Regions from separate parts of the Mus musculus genome. Here region 2 is linked to region 1. Evidence: chromatin loops called from intact Hi-C (ENCODE). Cell type or tissue: left cerebral cortex. All regions are shown on one strand.

Evidence for each region. Peaks named below come from ENCODE experiments on the same cell type or tissue, not always from the same donor. Only the 100,000 strongest peaks of a DNase experiment are listed, where the experiment ranks them.
Region 2: a loop joins it to region 1, with 5 times the contacts of the local background. A loop is called at or near these places in 2 of 42 quality-filtered maps.

The regions. Positions count from the first base shown.
Region 1 is chr15:101,000,562-101,008,561 of GRCm38, reverse strand. Scn8a (sodium channel, voltage-gated, type VIII, alpha) reads right to left here. Exons shown (of 26, transcript NM_011323.3): 12 at 6,396-6,528; 13 at 271-509. Among named protein-coding and RNA genes, the nearest start is that of Fignl2, 50 kb to the left of the region's middle. In left cerebral cortex, a CTCF peak has its summit at 6,696 (motif pointing right); DNase peaks (open chromatin) are centred at 1,647, 2,665, 3,238, 3,866 and 2 more places; H3K4me3 peaks cover 513 bases; H3K27ac peaks cover 3,995 bases.
Region 2 is chr15:100,871,975-100,879,974 of GRCm38, reverse strand. It overlaps a transcript of Scn8a not described here. Among named protein-coding and RNA genes, the nearest start is that of Gm35569, 42 kb to the right of the region's middle. In left cerebral cortex, no CTCF peak of the experiment used is centred here; DNase peaks (open chromatin) are centred at 6,642, 7,128, 7,391, 7,578 and 4 more places; H3K4me3 peaks cover 2,675 bases; H3K27ac peaks cover 1,541 bases.

The sequences.
Region 1 (8,000 bases):
TGAACCGACCCACTGTCCTCTCTCCCACTCTGCCACTGTAGCTGGCTTCCTGCCAACAGCTCTACGAGGCGACTTCAGAGTTCTGCAGAGAAGATGCAGCTGAAGGTGCGCTGCTGCTGGCAGAAGCATGGGCACCAGGGCATATGGATGCCCTCGTCTCCAATTAACCATCACCTCCTTGTTAACTAAATTCCAGCTTCCCACCCCAGGGAAAGTCCCACAGCGAAACCACATTCAAGTCATTCTCTCAGAGACCCTGCTCCGTCTTACCAGGTTCCCTACGGCCAGGACATGTTCGAATTGTGGCGTCATGGGATGGTGCTCCATTGCCATAAATAGTGTGTTCAGGACAATGCAGATGGTTATGGCTAAGTCTACGAAAGGGTCCATGACGATCAGGTTCACAATCTCCTTCAGTTTTATCCAGTAGGGGTGACACTCCCAGATGAGGAAAGTATTGGCAAACTTATACCAGCATGGTGGGCACTTTCTCTGAGACTCTTCCAGCTCTGGAGAGAGCAAAGAACAAAGAGAGCCCTCACTATGGAGCAATGGTTCTCAACCTGTGGGTCGTGACTCCCTGGGGGGAGATGTGAACGATCCTCCTACAGGGGTCACCTAAGACCAGCGGAAAACACAGGCATTTACATTACGATTCATAACAGTAGCAAAATTACCGTTACGAAGTAACAATAAAAATAATTTTATGGTTGGGGGGGTCACCACAACATGAGGAACTGTATTAAAGGGAAGGAAGGGTGAGAGCCACTGGCACAGAGAGAAAACAGGATACAGAGTATCTTCCTCTGGACAGGTGGTTGTCTTTATTAAATCTGTGAGTAAAGGGTGCTTGTCCGCTGACCCTTCTCAGGTTTCCTTCACGTTAAGATAAAAGGGAAAGTCCCTTCTCTCTAATACCAGACCAGATACTCGCTATTAATTGTAGGACCATGAAGAAGGTTAAGCCACTTTTTGGTGGGCAGCGGTAAGAATGAAACAAACTGGGTGCTGGGAGAGACAGCTCAGTCAGTAAAATGCTTACTGTGCAAGCACTGGGCCCCGAGTTAAGATCCCCACCACCCACATAAAAGCTGAGCACAGCGGTGCATGTCTGTGGGCAGATCCCTCGGAGCTTGCTGGTAGCCAGCCTAGCCTCCTTACCACAGATGTGTATCTGCACACACATGCACAGACCTACACTAATACATACACAAGCATACGCATACACACATGGAATTAAACAAGCTAAAATATCCACCAGGTGCCTCGGCCCTTAGCAGAAAGTGGGAGCTGTGGACAGTGTGTCTGGCAGAAATGCCCTCTCCATTAGCAGGAAAGGGATGGACCGACACCACGCACATGTCTGCTGCTTCCAGAGCACAGGGTAGTGTCCTACCTTCAGTGAGGCTGCAGCCAGAGCTGAGGTAGCTACCCAGGGTGCATCCTCTCCTTTCTCTCTCTTCCTACCTCCATCTCTCTCCCCTTTCCTACTCTCGTGCTTCCTTCTCTTCCTGTAGCATCTCTCTCCACCCCTCCATACTTCCTTTCTGTTTCTCTTCCTTTACTTCGTCTTAGTCCTATCTCTCTTAAGAGAAAGACCTAGCTTTTCAACCGCCTCACGTGGCCCCTACATACAGGTCAGCCGGGAACTGCTCTGGCTGACTGTGAGGGGAGGAGCTTACAGCCCGGTCCAAGACACGCCCTCCTTCCCAGGCTCCCTCCCTAGAGCCACGCAGGTCCGTCCCCAGAACTGTGGGACTCTCAGCACGGAACAGACACTGAATAAAGGGTCTCTCTGATTATGTAGGAAGCCAAAATAAAAAGAATGATTAGATAGCTAAGGCAGAGAGCTGCTTAGCTTGTGGCCACTCCAACCTCCGTGTGTTGATCGCTCGGACTGCAAGACCCTCCTCAAGTTACAGGAAATGAAACAGTTCCTCATCTAGTGAAGATGTTCTTCAAGAACCTGAACTTGCTCTCTTGTTCCTTCTCTTGGTCTCTTGGCTTCTTGCTCCCTCTCTGTCCCCTTGCTCCTTCCCCATTCCCCGCCCCCCCCCCCCCCATGCTCATGGCCAGCCTCTATTCTTCTACTTCTCTACTCTCTCTCTGCCTTTATTTGCCTTTATTACCCTCTTAACTCCCCTCCCTATGATAAACTCTCTCTCTCTCTCTCTCTATATATATATATATAGAGAGAGAGAGAGATATATATCACAGGTTCACAGGACTTCAACCCCAGTGACACCAATAAAATAAAAATGAAATCCTCCCCAAAGCTGGGCACGCCTATAAACCGAACATACAGGAGACTAATTATTAATTTGAGGCCAGCCTGGGCTAAATGACTGCACTAGTTTGGATTGCATAATAAGCCCTGATTTCTATAAAAGCAAACCCCACCATCAATCAAGTAAGCAAACAAATAAAAACAAAATACACAAAAATTTCCAATGCTTCCTCTAGAAGGGGGTGTCAACCGGCTTGCTTCCCCTTCTCCAGCCAGCTGGTGTGGCCCATGGCAATGACTTTATTTTAGGGAGGGGTGGTTTGGTTGGGTATCAGACTGGCTCCCTGGTTGCTAAGAAAATGGTTGCCTTGGTTTTCAGACTGAAGGGCCCCAGTGAGAGCCACGTGGGAGTCTGCGTGGGAAAAGAAGTCTGTGAAGAGAATTTGCCTCAGCCTCCTTCCCGCAGAACTCCCCCCTTTCCCAAGGTAAATTTAGTTTTCATCCCTGAAAAAGAAAAACGAAAAGGTTCTCTGATTTCCATAAATTCTTACAGTGCATATTTGGAAATTCGGTTCCGTTCCTTTTTTATCTCCTCCCTTCTCGCAATGTCTGCAGCTTAGTGGTTCTGCTGGGGAAGGTGAAGCCCTGACTGTTCACATCTGAGAGATGACATGACTGCCGCACCTTACGTACGCTGCACTTGTCTCCATGTCTTAGCAGACAGTAAAGGGGTTCTCTACCTTTGGGCCACCTAGAGGATCCCTACAGGCTGTTTCCGGTCCCTAGCTACATCGGTGAGCTGAGGAAAGCCCCAGTGGGTCAGTGCCATAGAGAGCACAGTGAGGGTGGGAGGTGAAGGTCCTTGTCTCAGTGGGTCCTTGTCTCAGTGGATACTTGGTTTCATGGATCCTTGGCTCAATGAAGGCTTGTTAGTTTCTTTGTATCAGTTTTTTTGGAGATGGGGATCTCATTATGTTATCTCATGGGTACATTGGATCTTCCCGCCTCAGATTCCCTAGTGACAGGAACAGCAGATATACATTGTATCTGATGTTTTTACGGGTTCTCTGCTGTTACCGGCCAGCCCCACAGGCCTCCGTGGCAAAGTGTTCCAGGAATGAGCTGAGATAAGGGGGTGAGTGTCTGGAGTTTGTGGTCTTTCTCCTGCCTTTCTTCTGGGCATTTTTGAAGGGTTGCCCTATGAGTCAGTCCCAGGAATACTGGAGACTGTTTCCAACGTGCACCCTCAGTCCACCACGACAGTGACTTTGAGGGACCAAAAGGTTTATGGCAAGAGTTTTCCTCAACTCAAAAACTTCCAGCAGTTTTTGGCTGCGCAGGAAAGAGTGCCCACTGCCTGGGCAGTTTTCAGCAGCAGGGACTAGATGGCTGCTCGAGGGGCAGCAATGGCCATGACCATTCCTCCCCAGGGAATCAGAACTGTCACACTGCAGCACTAAAAGCACTGCCTCCTCCAAGCTCTCTTCCTCAGTGTTCTTCACTGCTCTGAGGAACAGTGAGGCTGCACTCGCAGGCCTACATCCGACCCAGTGCTGACACATCCCAGAGCTCATGGCTCTGCTAGCTGGGGATTTGTCAGTTTACAGGACACTGCTGAGTGAGTTTTATACAGGATCAGGTAGGGAGGGGCAGAGAGGCTTTTCTTCTTAAGAACCAATTCTAGAATTCTCCACTACGGTACCTAAACCTTTAGGTAGGCAAGAGCCTGTTTCTTGGCTTCAAAAGCAATTATTTAAATCTTTGGATTAAAATGACATCAGACCTTTCCAATTGCAAGTCTTGGAAGCAGGATAATTATTCATTTAATGCTCTTAATGTAGCAAGCAGTAACTAGAGCCAGGGGCTGTGGTTAAAACCAGTGGCTCTTTGTTAATGTCTTTAATCTGCTCACATTACTCAGTTGCAGCCATTCACTGCTCTTTGCTTATAGCAGTCCCAGCTCCTCAGCTTCAATTAAAGGAGACAAGACAAAGTACAGGACTGGAGGGTGTGGTGATAGGACAGGCACAGGCTATGGGAACAGTCGAACCTACCAACAGAGAAGTGCTGGAATAGCTTTCTTCCTTAGGAAACATAATTACAGCTACAGCCATCTCCATCCCCTGAGTGATGCTTCTGTCCTGTGTGAATGTGTGTGTGTGTGTGTGTGCATGCGTGTGCAAGCATGTGTGTGCATGCGTGTGCAAGCATGTGCATGCATGCACACACATATATGGGTACATATATATGTGTGAGTGTATGAGTATATGTGTATGTGTGTATGCATATGTGTGGTATGTATGAGTGTGTATGTGTGTGAGTGTATGTGAATATGTGGGTGTGTGAGAGTGTGTGTGTAGAGTGTGTATGTATGTAAGTGTGTATGTGTGTGAATGTGTGTGAGTGAGTATGTGTATGTGTGTGTGAGTGTGTATATGTGAGTGTGTGTGAGAGTGTGTGTGTCTAGTGGAAAGAAGAGAATGTGTAGAGCAGAGGGAGGAAGACAAAGTCAGCTTTCAAAGTACAAGTGCCCCATGCTCACATTCAAAAAAAGTCTCCGGAAGTGATACCACACCAATATTCCACTGCCCCAGGCACAGCTAAGCCAGTTTAACGGTGTTGCTTGAGTCTCCACATTGGCCAGACCCTGTGCCAGACCACTGCAATGAGCAATCAGTCTAATCACTGTGCTGAACAGATCATTCTGTTGTGACGGTGTCCCTGCCAATAATGAATGTATCTGAGGGAGCGTGACTTTCTACCTCAATTGCCACACACACTTGGGAAAAGTCTGTCTTGGGCTCTAAGTGCATAAATAAAATTAGCCAAAATCCTCAAGCTAGTGTTCCTCAGCTTGTAGTTCTTACAGTCTGCAGCAGTTTGCCTGAAACACACACACAACACACATGCCACAAAGTTTGAAGACGCTCTATCAAATGCTGACCTCAACAGGACTGAAAACCCAGAATCAGTCATTGACCTCCGCGGGAACTGAAAACCCAGAGTGAACGGCGGCTGCTCAGGCAGCTGAAAGAAGGTTGTTCAACTTGATATTCTTACGCCCAGTGCTATCTCTCACTGTTTGCACCTCTGGGGGTACCAATGCTATTATAGGGGTTTCTTAGGGGTTCTCTTTCTATGGCACCCCTATCCCAACACACAGAGAGTAAGACAGATAGGCAGACAGACAGACAGACAGACACCACACACACACACACACACACACACACACACACACACACACACACACACACACACACACACACGGTGAGCTTAAACAACTCAGAAAATGTGTCCCGAGGCTAGCAAGCCAATGATCCACACCATCATCTCAGGGGCTGTGCTTGGTGCTGAGTTAGCCTGGCAGAGTGAACCATGAGACCAGATATCTGAAGCCTCAGAAACATCCAGACTCGGCTAGAACCCATACCAAAGGAGTAAAATACAAACAGAACCAACGAGGATCCTTGTGAGGGACGCTAGGTCCTGAGTTGACCTCCAAGCGGAGCCTGGAGATATAAACCAGAATGGCAGAGAGGCTGGAACTTGCCAGGGGTACCATGGCCTAAAGGAAGCTCCCAGCAGTTCCAAGCTGTGTCAGGGAGAAGCCATGCAGCCCAGAGAAATCAGCTTTCACAGCAACAACCCTGCAGACAGTTATGATGCAAAAGTGGCTGCTTGCTCCCTGTAAACCAAGTCCCAAAGAGAGGCTTATGGTTCGGGGTTCTAGCCACACATTTCACATAGTTGTGGCTCTTGGAGGCTTTCAGAGACTGGCAGCTAGGGAAGATCTAACACATGTACAAGTTCCTTCAGGGAAAACCTAAAGGGCTGTAGAGTAGGTCAGCAGAGCAGAGAGGAGGAAGGTACCCATGAGGCCGAGGCCAGGAAGGGTGGTTTCCCCGGAGCTACTTGAGATCCTCCCATGATTCATTCCCTGCGTCTCTTCCCTCTGTCTCACCTGTGTGTGATGCTGCTCGCAGGTCTGAAGTGGTTCATTTGATTCTCTGCACGCAGCTTTGGGAAGACAATTTGCGACCCTGATTTCTGTATGTGGTGGGATCTATTCGAAAGGCTTATCGGGCTTTACGAGGGGCGGGGCTGTATTTACCACACACACTACACACTCACGGCTCAGCTGCTCCGATAGATAAGACAGGGCACACACCTTCCACTAGTGTGTTTGTGACAACGCTCATTATACTGTTGATTCTGTCCTTCCGTCCGTAGGAGGCGAGTTGTTCCATGGAGACTAAGAGCGATCCAGGGCCTTTCTTCTTAATCTCCACCTCAGTTGTTGCCTGAGAAATAAAATAAAGCAAATAGGGTGAGTAATATATGGCTAACATAAGGCTTGGGCCCCAGTGGATTGACAGTCAAGCATGAGCAAGAGCCTTATCATCTGCAAGGCTTTTTTTTTTTTTTTTTTTTGTATATGAGCACACTGTCCTTGACACACCAGAAGAGGGCATCAGATCCAATTACAGATGTGATTATGAGCCACCTTGTGGTTGCTGGGAATTGAACTCATGACCTTTGGAAAAGTAGCCAGTGCTCTTGACTGTTGAGCCATCTCTCCATTCCCATCAGCATGGCTTTTTAAATATATATATATATTTGAACTAGTTCTTTAAGAATTTAGTACAAGGTGGTTTGATTACGTGCACTCCCTCTCCCGACTTCTCCTGGATCCGCTCACCTTCTTCCCTGTCTGTCCAACCTCGTGTCCCCCACCCCCTTCCTCTCCCATGCAGCTAGCAAATCCCAGGAGCTCCTCAGCCAGGGGTGGGCTTCATGCCCACCTCCCCGCTCCATGCTGGAATTTGGTCTGGCTTGAGTCCCCACAAATCTTACACAACCATGAGCCCTGCAAGCTATAATATTGAGCAGCCCTGGCAAGATATCCCAGCAAGATGCTGTCCGTGGCAGCAGCACAAACATCTTGAGAGTAAACAGCCACTTTCTGACTGGATTTGAATCCTGCTCCGAAAGACGCTTAAACAAACAACAAACGACTCGTGCCCCTATAATCCTACTCGTAAGTTGGCCACAGATGATCTTTAGTTCTGTGGCGAAGACCAAGTCATCTGGATTTAGCCCGATCTTCAGTGAACCTAAGAATCTGGCTGGGACCTAAATACCTCCTCTGGTTAGGTCTTAAGCAGGAATGCCACAGCCCCCCCGGGGACAAGGAGATGGGAACAGATCCTGTGTTCCCCTGTCCTAGTCTCATAGCCACACATTTGGCTAGAATTGGCTTGCTTGACAAAACTGAGATTCACCAGTGACTGAAATTTAGGAGGCCGAGCTCCTCCCCAGCTGCTGTTTCCTGTCTGGAGGAGCTCCGCCCCTCTCCTGTAGTTCTATAAAAACATCTGTATATGTAAGAATGACTTATTAACTATTATTTCAGATAAGGTACTGTTTCTAAGAAGCCATTTTTTGCCATAATTTTCATTCTGATAGAATATTTAATTATCATATTAAGTCTACTACACTGTAAAAATGATAACCATGTAAAAATGAATGGACGAAGTCTCTCTATTAGACACTTACTTCTGGCATTGGATTGATCTCAGATTTTTACTGAGTTGGCCCTTCTATCAATCTACAGAATAGATGACAGATGATTTTCAAAATGTTCACCCCTGAAAAGACCAGATGACAAATATGGAAGGGAAACTCCTTATATTATGGGTTTGGTGTCTATTTTCTGTTTCTGTATATAGCAAGAAATAATTTCTTCAGACTGCATTATTAACAACCTTTGAAA
Region 2 (8,000 bases), 130 kb after region 1:
CCCAAACACACTTATGGGCTACACTAATGGACTCAACTTGTAACAACTGTAACTGAAGAGGGGAGGGTGTGTTAATGGAGAGCTACTGATATACCTCAGTGACTAAGGCACTCGCCACTAAGTCTGATGACTAGACCCCACATGGTGGGAGGAGAGAACCTTCTCTCTCTCTCTCAAGATGCCCCTGGACAGCCACAAGTGCACCGTGGTAATATGAACCCCTGTGCATACACATATACACTCGTTGAACAAAGTGTAACAACATTTTTAATTAAAACAATGATGTATAAATGGATCAAGACTCCAACATAAAAGCAGGAGTCCTTCATCAGGGAGAGTGTAAGAATTAAACAAGCTCAAAAGACAGGTTTTCCCAAAAGAATAAACAAATCAATAAATAAACCCAGAAGCTCGTGGGGAGAAATCCCTGCAGAAAAATAATTTTAAAATTAGAAAAAAAAAAAAGTTCCCCTAACATAAGACTCCATGTGGCACACGTATTCAAAGTTCTGTTTGCCTTCTTTCCCATCCATCCTGACCACAAGTCAAGCTTTCACCCATATACAATGAGGCCAAATCAAACTGCCAGCTGCTCGGCTGTCCACGCCCTGCTCTGCGCCATCCTGTCAAACACAGCTACGTGATTTCCCCAGACCATGACGTCATGGCCTCGTTTGTGGCTCGGTTAGCACTCCTCTCAACCGTCTGTGCTGTCCACCGACATGAGCACAGCTGAAAAGCCTTTAACGTTGCCTAACCCACTGCTATTTTTGCAGGCTTCTCTGCAACTGGGGAACTGTACCCAGCCAGCCCACCTAGACTGCGCACTACTCCCCCAGAACACTCTACGTTCTTACCGTCTCACAACATAACGCAAAGCTCGGAGCAGACATCTTCCAACAACCTGCTCCTGATCAAACCAGTCTGAAGATTTTCTGAAAAATTAGCTCTCTGGCCAGGCATGGTGGCCCTCGTGAGGCTGTGGCAGTATAGCCACGAGTTTGAGGTGAGCTTGGAAGACGTGTGTAGGCCAGTGTGCTTCAGCGTGAGACTGTATCTCAGGGGAAATCAACTTATTAACTAATTGCCAGCTACACCACTCAGCTGGCAATTAAACCCTTTTCAATCATTGAACCATTATGAAAACCTATTCTTTAGGATTTTATATTTAGTACTTAATTGACCAGGTAAGTTTCTAGAATACAAAGAGATCTTTTATACAGCTCTCAGTACCTGCTACAGTCCCCTCTCTCCCTTGGGTGTATTTAATAAATATTTGTAGACTGCTGTGGTCAGGAGGGACAACAGAGTTCCCCATAGAAACCAAGGGACCGCTTAGACTATGTCTCCTCTACATGGGAACTCCAAAAAGCAATTCAAGTGGTAGGAGAGGATGTTTCACCCAAACTAACTTTTTACATTAAATAACCCAAAACATTAGTGTAAAATTTTCATCAATAAAAGGAAAACACAGTGGAGTTATGTATATGACAAAGTAGAGGAAGGATTACAATGAGAGATCGAATTGTCAAATTATTTAGTCTTTCTGAGTGGGCTGGAGAGACGGCCTTTGAAAGCACCGGCTGCTCTTCCAGAGGTCCCGGGTTCATTCCCAGCATCCACACGGCTGCTCACAATGACCTGTAACTCCAGGGACAGGAACCCAATGCCTCCTTCTGTCCTGTGCAGGCACCAGACAAGCACGTGGTGCAGACAAAACTCCCATATGTATAAAATAAGTACTTTAAAGATAAAAGCTTTCTAAAGGATGATGGGAAAGGGTTGAGTTGGGTAGGAGGGGCTACTGTGTGCATGTGCCCAAGACCTAGTATTCACGACTGGGCATATGGAATGTGTAGTGGAAGGCTGAGAGATAGGAAGAGACAATTCAACCACGTTGGTCTTGAACCCTCTGTCTCTAGCAACCACTTAAGCAAGTAAATTCAAAGGCAGTGTCTTTAAGGCAGAATGGAAGGGAGAGCACAAGACTGCCGGTGTGGAGAGGCTCTTACAGTACGACTAACAGTGAGCATTAAGTCTGTCAGCCCTATTTCCATAAAGCAAGAAGACGCCCCCCCTCCCCCCAGTTTTCCCAACACAGCAATCAGGTGAAGAAAACAATGTAGCAGAGACAGAACAAGACTGAACACAAACAAGTGAGACTGCACCTTCCCAAGGTTCTGAGCTCTGTCCCAGAGATCGGAACCACTGTCATCCAGAAATGAGCCCAGAGATGGACCCCCTCCCCAGGAGTCTTCAGAAGACCGCACACCTGTCTTAAGGTATGAGCCTTTCTCACAGTCACACCCCAACTCCCATGTCTGTTGGACCCCCACGCCCTCTGATAACCCCTCATACTCTGAACGTTCCCCTGACCCTAGCCGAACAATGCCAATGTTTAAAGCATGGCTATCACACTCAAGGCACTTTCCCTATAAACAAGGGATCACATCTCTTTACAGCAAATCCTAGGAAATCCAACTGAGAATTCTGTAGCAAATGAGGTTTCTGGATATTCTGACCTCTGAGAAAGTTCTGCCAGGCTCATTTACAACCTGCTTAATATTCCTCTGCAGTTTAATAATAATGCACTAATTTGTTTTCATTTGAAATCGTTTTATTCTGCTTACTGCTAAGTCGAAAAGGCAGTAGTGGATGTGGCACCAAAGCTCACGGCGTCATCCTTAATTAAAGAGCTGAAGTACAGAGCTCACCATACAGCAAACAACCTCACTCACTCACAAACACTGCTTGGCAAAACAAGAAAGCCGCTGTTTCGGATGGTTTGCAACAGACCCTGAGCTTCCGGAGGCTCGGTATTTAACTGTCTTTAGAATAAAGACAGGAAGGAATTACAGTGGAAGCGGACTGCTTTTTCACTGAGGAAGTAGTCTTGATCCCTTTCATCATTAAAAGTTACCTAACTGTTAAAACTAACCTGACTGACTGTCCCTGACTCCCCGAGTTCACTCTGGTGGGAATGCTGATACGCAAGTGAAGTAACTTTCCTGTAAGCCTGTACTGCCTGGAACGGCAAAGCCTTTAACAGCATACAAGATGCACTAACCAAGAGAACAGGGAAGGTGTCAGTTAACAGCTTTTGAGGGATTCAGTGTTCTCCATTTCCAGACCTCTGGACAAGTCCCAGTGACATTGAAAACCTCTCCCTACCACCATAAGGTTACAGAAATGCTGCAAACTTCTACACACACACATACACACACACACATGCATGCACACACACACACATACACACACACACATACATACACACACACATACACACATACACACACACACACATACACACACATACACACACATACACATATACACACACATACACACACATACACACACACACACACACATACACACACACATGCATGCACACACATACACCCCCACATGCATACACACATGCACACAAATGGGTGCACATACACACACACACACAGAGACATACACACACCACCCCAAACCCTCAGACTCCCAGTTTTGTGCCACTTAGTTTCCTTTGCTATGGCCATATGTCTCCATGCCTGAGGAAACTCTTGGCTACTTCCCCCTTTCACCTGCTCCTTCCCAGCCTATATCCTTCCAAGAACAACCCTAGGTCTCTAGGTCTCACCTAGCAGCACCTGTTCCCAGCATGCTCTGTCCGCCAAGACCTCCAGCTTCAAGCGTGAGCAAAGCTGCCCCTGGTGTCAGCAGCCAAACTTTCCTGAGGTCCCCGTTAATGCAGGATGGAGGTGAGAGACATTCCCAGTCCCCACAGAAGGGTATTTATTTGCAAGACACAGGGAGAAAGACACACAAACACAGGGGTGTGGCAGTCCCCTAGAACACAGCTATGTTCTGATTTTCCTTTGGGGCAGAGCGTTAGGACACACAGAGGGAAATGCATGCAAGCTCAACCCCTTCCTGACAGATCTCAGGTCACCTTCCCTCGCCCCTCCCCCTTTTCCAGACGCTTCTTGAGCCGTGCTTCTGCCTATCTCCGAATCTTTCACCGTGCCCACTCACGAAGATATGTTTAGCTACCTAGGATAATGATAATTTCTTAAAATAAACCAAAACTGTTCATTTTACTTGGTTATATGAACATCAGAATGTAACACCATTTCATGGGGGAGGGGGGGATCTTTTAAGTGTGAATCAACCAGGCTCCGTGGCAGCCTCGGTTCCACCTCTCATGTCATCCTCACCCCTGGACAACTCCGCCTTTTGGGTTCGCCATCTCCTAAGATGTAACACGGAATAACACTCACCTTCCCTAGTTCTAAACAACCACCAGCTAGAAGGATAGGCTGAGCTTCTGTAAATAGAATGACTACCACCCAAGGCAGGTGGCCACCTGTGAGTCCCAATATGAGGACAGAAGCCACTGCAAACTACCGCACTGATAAAAACCCAGCTCATGTGAGAAGACTGGTAGGGCTCCATCTTTAGATCTGTAGATAAAACAGTCCAGTTGCCTTCCAGCCGGAGTGCTAAAGCAGTCCCTTGTGGTAAGTAACGCCAGCACGGCACACTTCAGGGGGACTGGGAAAAGAGCTGCTTGGGCAAATGCAATCATGGGGCGGTGTGGGGTCAGCGCAGCACCTGTATGGTATAATTTTTCTCATTTGAGACTAGCAATGTCCATTCAGGTTAAGGAACCTGCAGACCCCGCCTCCTGCGCAGACTTCCAGGAATTATCTGCTTTCAGACTACTGAAACTTACATATATATCAGATACACATGCAAATACCCACTAAGCTGCCAAACCTCGAGAGGACGGAAGCAGATTTTATATAATCCCCACAAGCGTGGCATTGAAGGCATTATTACTCCTATGTTTACAAACCCAGAGAAACTAGATAACTTGCCCGAGGTTAAAAAGCAAGTAGCCAAGTCAGGATTTGAACTAGCTCTGTCCAAGGCCTGTAGTTACCTTCGACAATGGCAATTGGTTGGGTTACTTTTCCTTATTCCATGACATAGCATTTGACTATGTGTCCTAACTTCACAAAGGGACAGAAACAACTTCAGCTGCCTTCTCCTTTCTCTTTCCCCACATTTATTTTCCACCCTTTTGAAAACTATTTTTAGGTAAAAACCACTGAGCTTAACCTGACAGTCACACAACATTTCTCCGATCGATATGCCCACAGGGCCAAAGTTGTGTTTCTACCTCTGGCTCTCTTACAGCCACGGTTTCGAGCAGGTCATGGTTTCTAAGTTGGTGCTATTTAGCAAATGTGTCCATGTCTGATACAGTGTCTTACACCTGGGAAGTACTGGATGACAATGGTCATCAAGTTACTGACTGGGGGTCTTTATCCCTCTAATTAATGTGCTACATTTTAGCCAAGAGACTTAAAAAGGGGTGGGGATTACTCTGGGTAAATTCTTTCACATTAAAGATAGTTTCCTGAAAATTGTTTAAAGGATTAAGGGGAAAGGCAAATGGAAATGTAACAACTTAATGTCTGAGCCCCTGGGTCTATTAGACCCTGAGTCTAAGAACATGAAAGCTACAACTTGGAAAGTATCATTTGAGCAACTTCTGCAAGTGTAGCTTATAACTGAAAGGCACAAGCACATGTGGCCAATGCTCCTGCTGAGCAGTAAAAGCCAGGGCTTCCCTCCATACTATTTCTGCAACCAGTGTTTGTTATTTTTTATAACTGTGGCAACTGGGCACACTCTGGATAAGCTATCCTTAATACTTCCTCTACAGTACGGGCGTAAGGCCTTTCCCAGTGTAACTCACAGGGGTTAAACACCCATTAAGTAAATCAGGTGCTTTCCAGACTTGTTACATAACCCCAGCACATGAAAGAGTTTTCTTTCCATTCATAGAACCCTCTCTCACTTTAGGTAGCCATGTTTCTTTGCATTCTTTTCAAATAGGTGGAGTGTCTTCCAGCTCTCTACAAAATGTTGTCTCGGCTTTCATGATAGCAAGCATGTGAAAGACTTTTGCCCCTTATGTAGTTCCAAAGTATGTCCTTCAATGTGACACATGTTACCTTCTAAGAGAGATTAAAGTATTTCAACCACCGGGGTGAGCCATTTTCTGTGACACTGAGTTCCCTACCAACAAAGTATTCAAAGTGGAGGGGGTCCTATAAGAAGGATTCCCAAGGGAGGCAGGAGGCTGAGCAAGTTGAATTTTATGTTCCACCTTCTTAATCTATGATTTTAAAACAATTTTAGACCAGCATACCACAGAGACATAATGGTTCGCAAGCTGGCCTGCTGAGTCCCATCCCCAGCTCACTGTTTAGATCAACCTAGCAAAAGTACCCTTCAGATTCAGCTTAACTTGGTTAGCTATCGAATTTCTTCTGGCAAAGACCAAATTACCGTAATATTGACAGTTTCTTGCTATTTGAAATGACCGGGGGGGGGGGGGGTCCTGAAACCATGCGGTCAGCAGAATGTATGCCTTACATACCGATCTGCTGAAGCCAAAACAGCACTGCCTCTCTGTGAGGGACAGCTGAAGTGAGGAGTTACGTGGGAGTAGGAAAAATGTGATAACCAGACCTTCAACCTCAAGTACGACCCAGCTGCGCATGCACATGCAGATCCACATCACGGGGAAAGCCTGCTGTTCATAGCGGCAAAGCGAATCCAGTCCCTTCCACCGTGACTTCAGCCACACAAGCCAGGGAGCTGTCCTTCAGCACCGCAGCAGGTACCGCTCTAGCAAGCGTAACGCCAAGGAAAGGCAATGCCGACAGGAGCGAGCGTCAGGGTGAACTGATTAGAGTCCTCCTTCAAGCAACCGTATAGCTATTTGTTTTTAAATACACTATATCCCAAGTCCCTATCCTTGTTAATTTAAAAGAAAATTTTCCAGATATTTATAGGAAAGTTGACAAAACCTCAAATGAAAACCGAAGGCATATAAAGTCAGTCTCTCAAAGCGACCCCAAGAAACCAGTGACTAGCTAGCCTGAACCATCACAGAAATTGCTACACAAAACCCACCACATCCCAGTAAGAGACATATTATATCTACACACATCAGATGTTCTGAGAACACAGAACATGCTTGCAGCCCCTCTCCGGAGAGCTTCAATTTCTAGGACAGACACAATTCTCACGGAACACCAAACCATCACTACCCCCACACACAGCAATCAAATCCTCTTTCAGGGAGAACTGAAGGCCTTATGGGTCATGAGTTCCAGAGGAAAATGCTGCAGTATTTCAAGAGCCAGGTTACAGACAAAATGCTAAAAGCTTTCAGCGTTTTGAGCGTTTGAGCCTCTTGGTTCCTGCCATCCTGCTACTGGGTATTAACGTTGTCCAGCCATTTGCATTACACATCAAAAACATATTTTTGAGGAAAGAACAAGGCTCCCTCCCCCATATCTTCTAATGCACATGGAGAAAAGGGAAGAGAGCCTGTGAGACGTTTAAAAACCTACCACACCCGAAATCTCCTTGGAAAGCTAAGACATCCCCCGATCCTAACACACATACAACCTCCCTAAAGGATCTCCAGGTTTAAACTCGAGAAAACAGTTATAAAAAGCACCCCCCCCCTTTGCCCTAAAGGCCCTTACCCACACTTCCTGCTTCCAATCCCTGCCTTCCCGGATGCCCACCCCACTGTGCATTAAAAGCCATTCCCCCTGTGCAGCAGACCTTGCAGCCTGCTATTTCTCCCTGCCCGAGTTCGGCCAGGTGCAATGCAAAGTTTTTTCTATGTTTTCCCCCCACCTCCACCCCAACAGATGACATTGATTATGAACACTGATGCGAATCTTGGAACCTCCAGTTATAAAATGTATTCCCCCGGTGCTTCAAAAACTGCAGTGTAAGTGAGGGAGAGGGCACAGGGTGGAGTAGTTGGAAGGAATGCATGGTTTGGAGAATTCCTGCTTATTGGGCTGAAAAATAACTCCCACTCCAACCTAACTCGAACCTAGGGGACGCTGAAGGGGTCTGACAGCCCCCACTACCGCCCGGAAAGTTAACTGCCAAGTCTCCACCGGTGG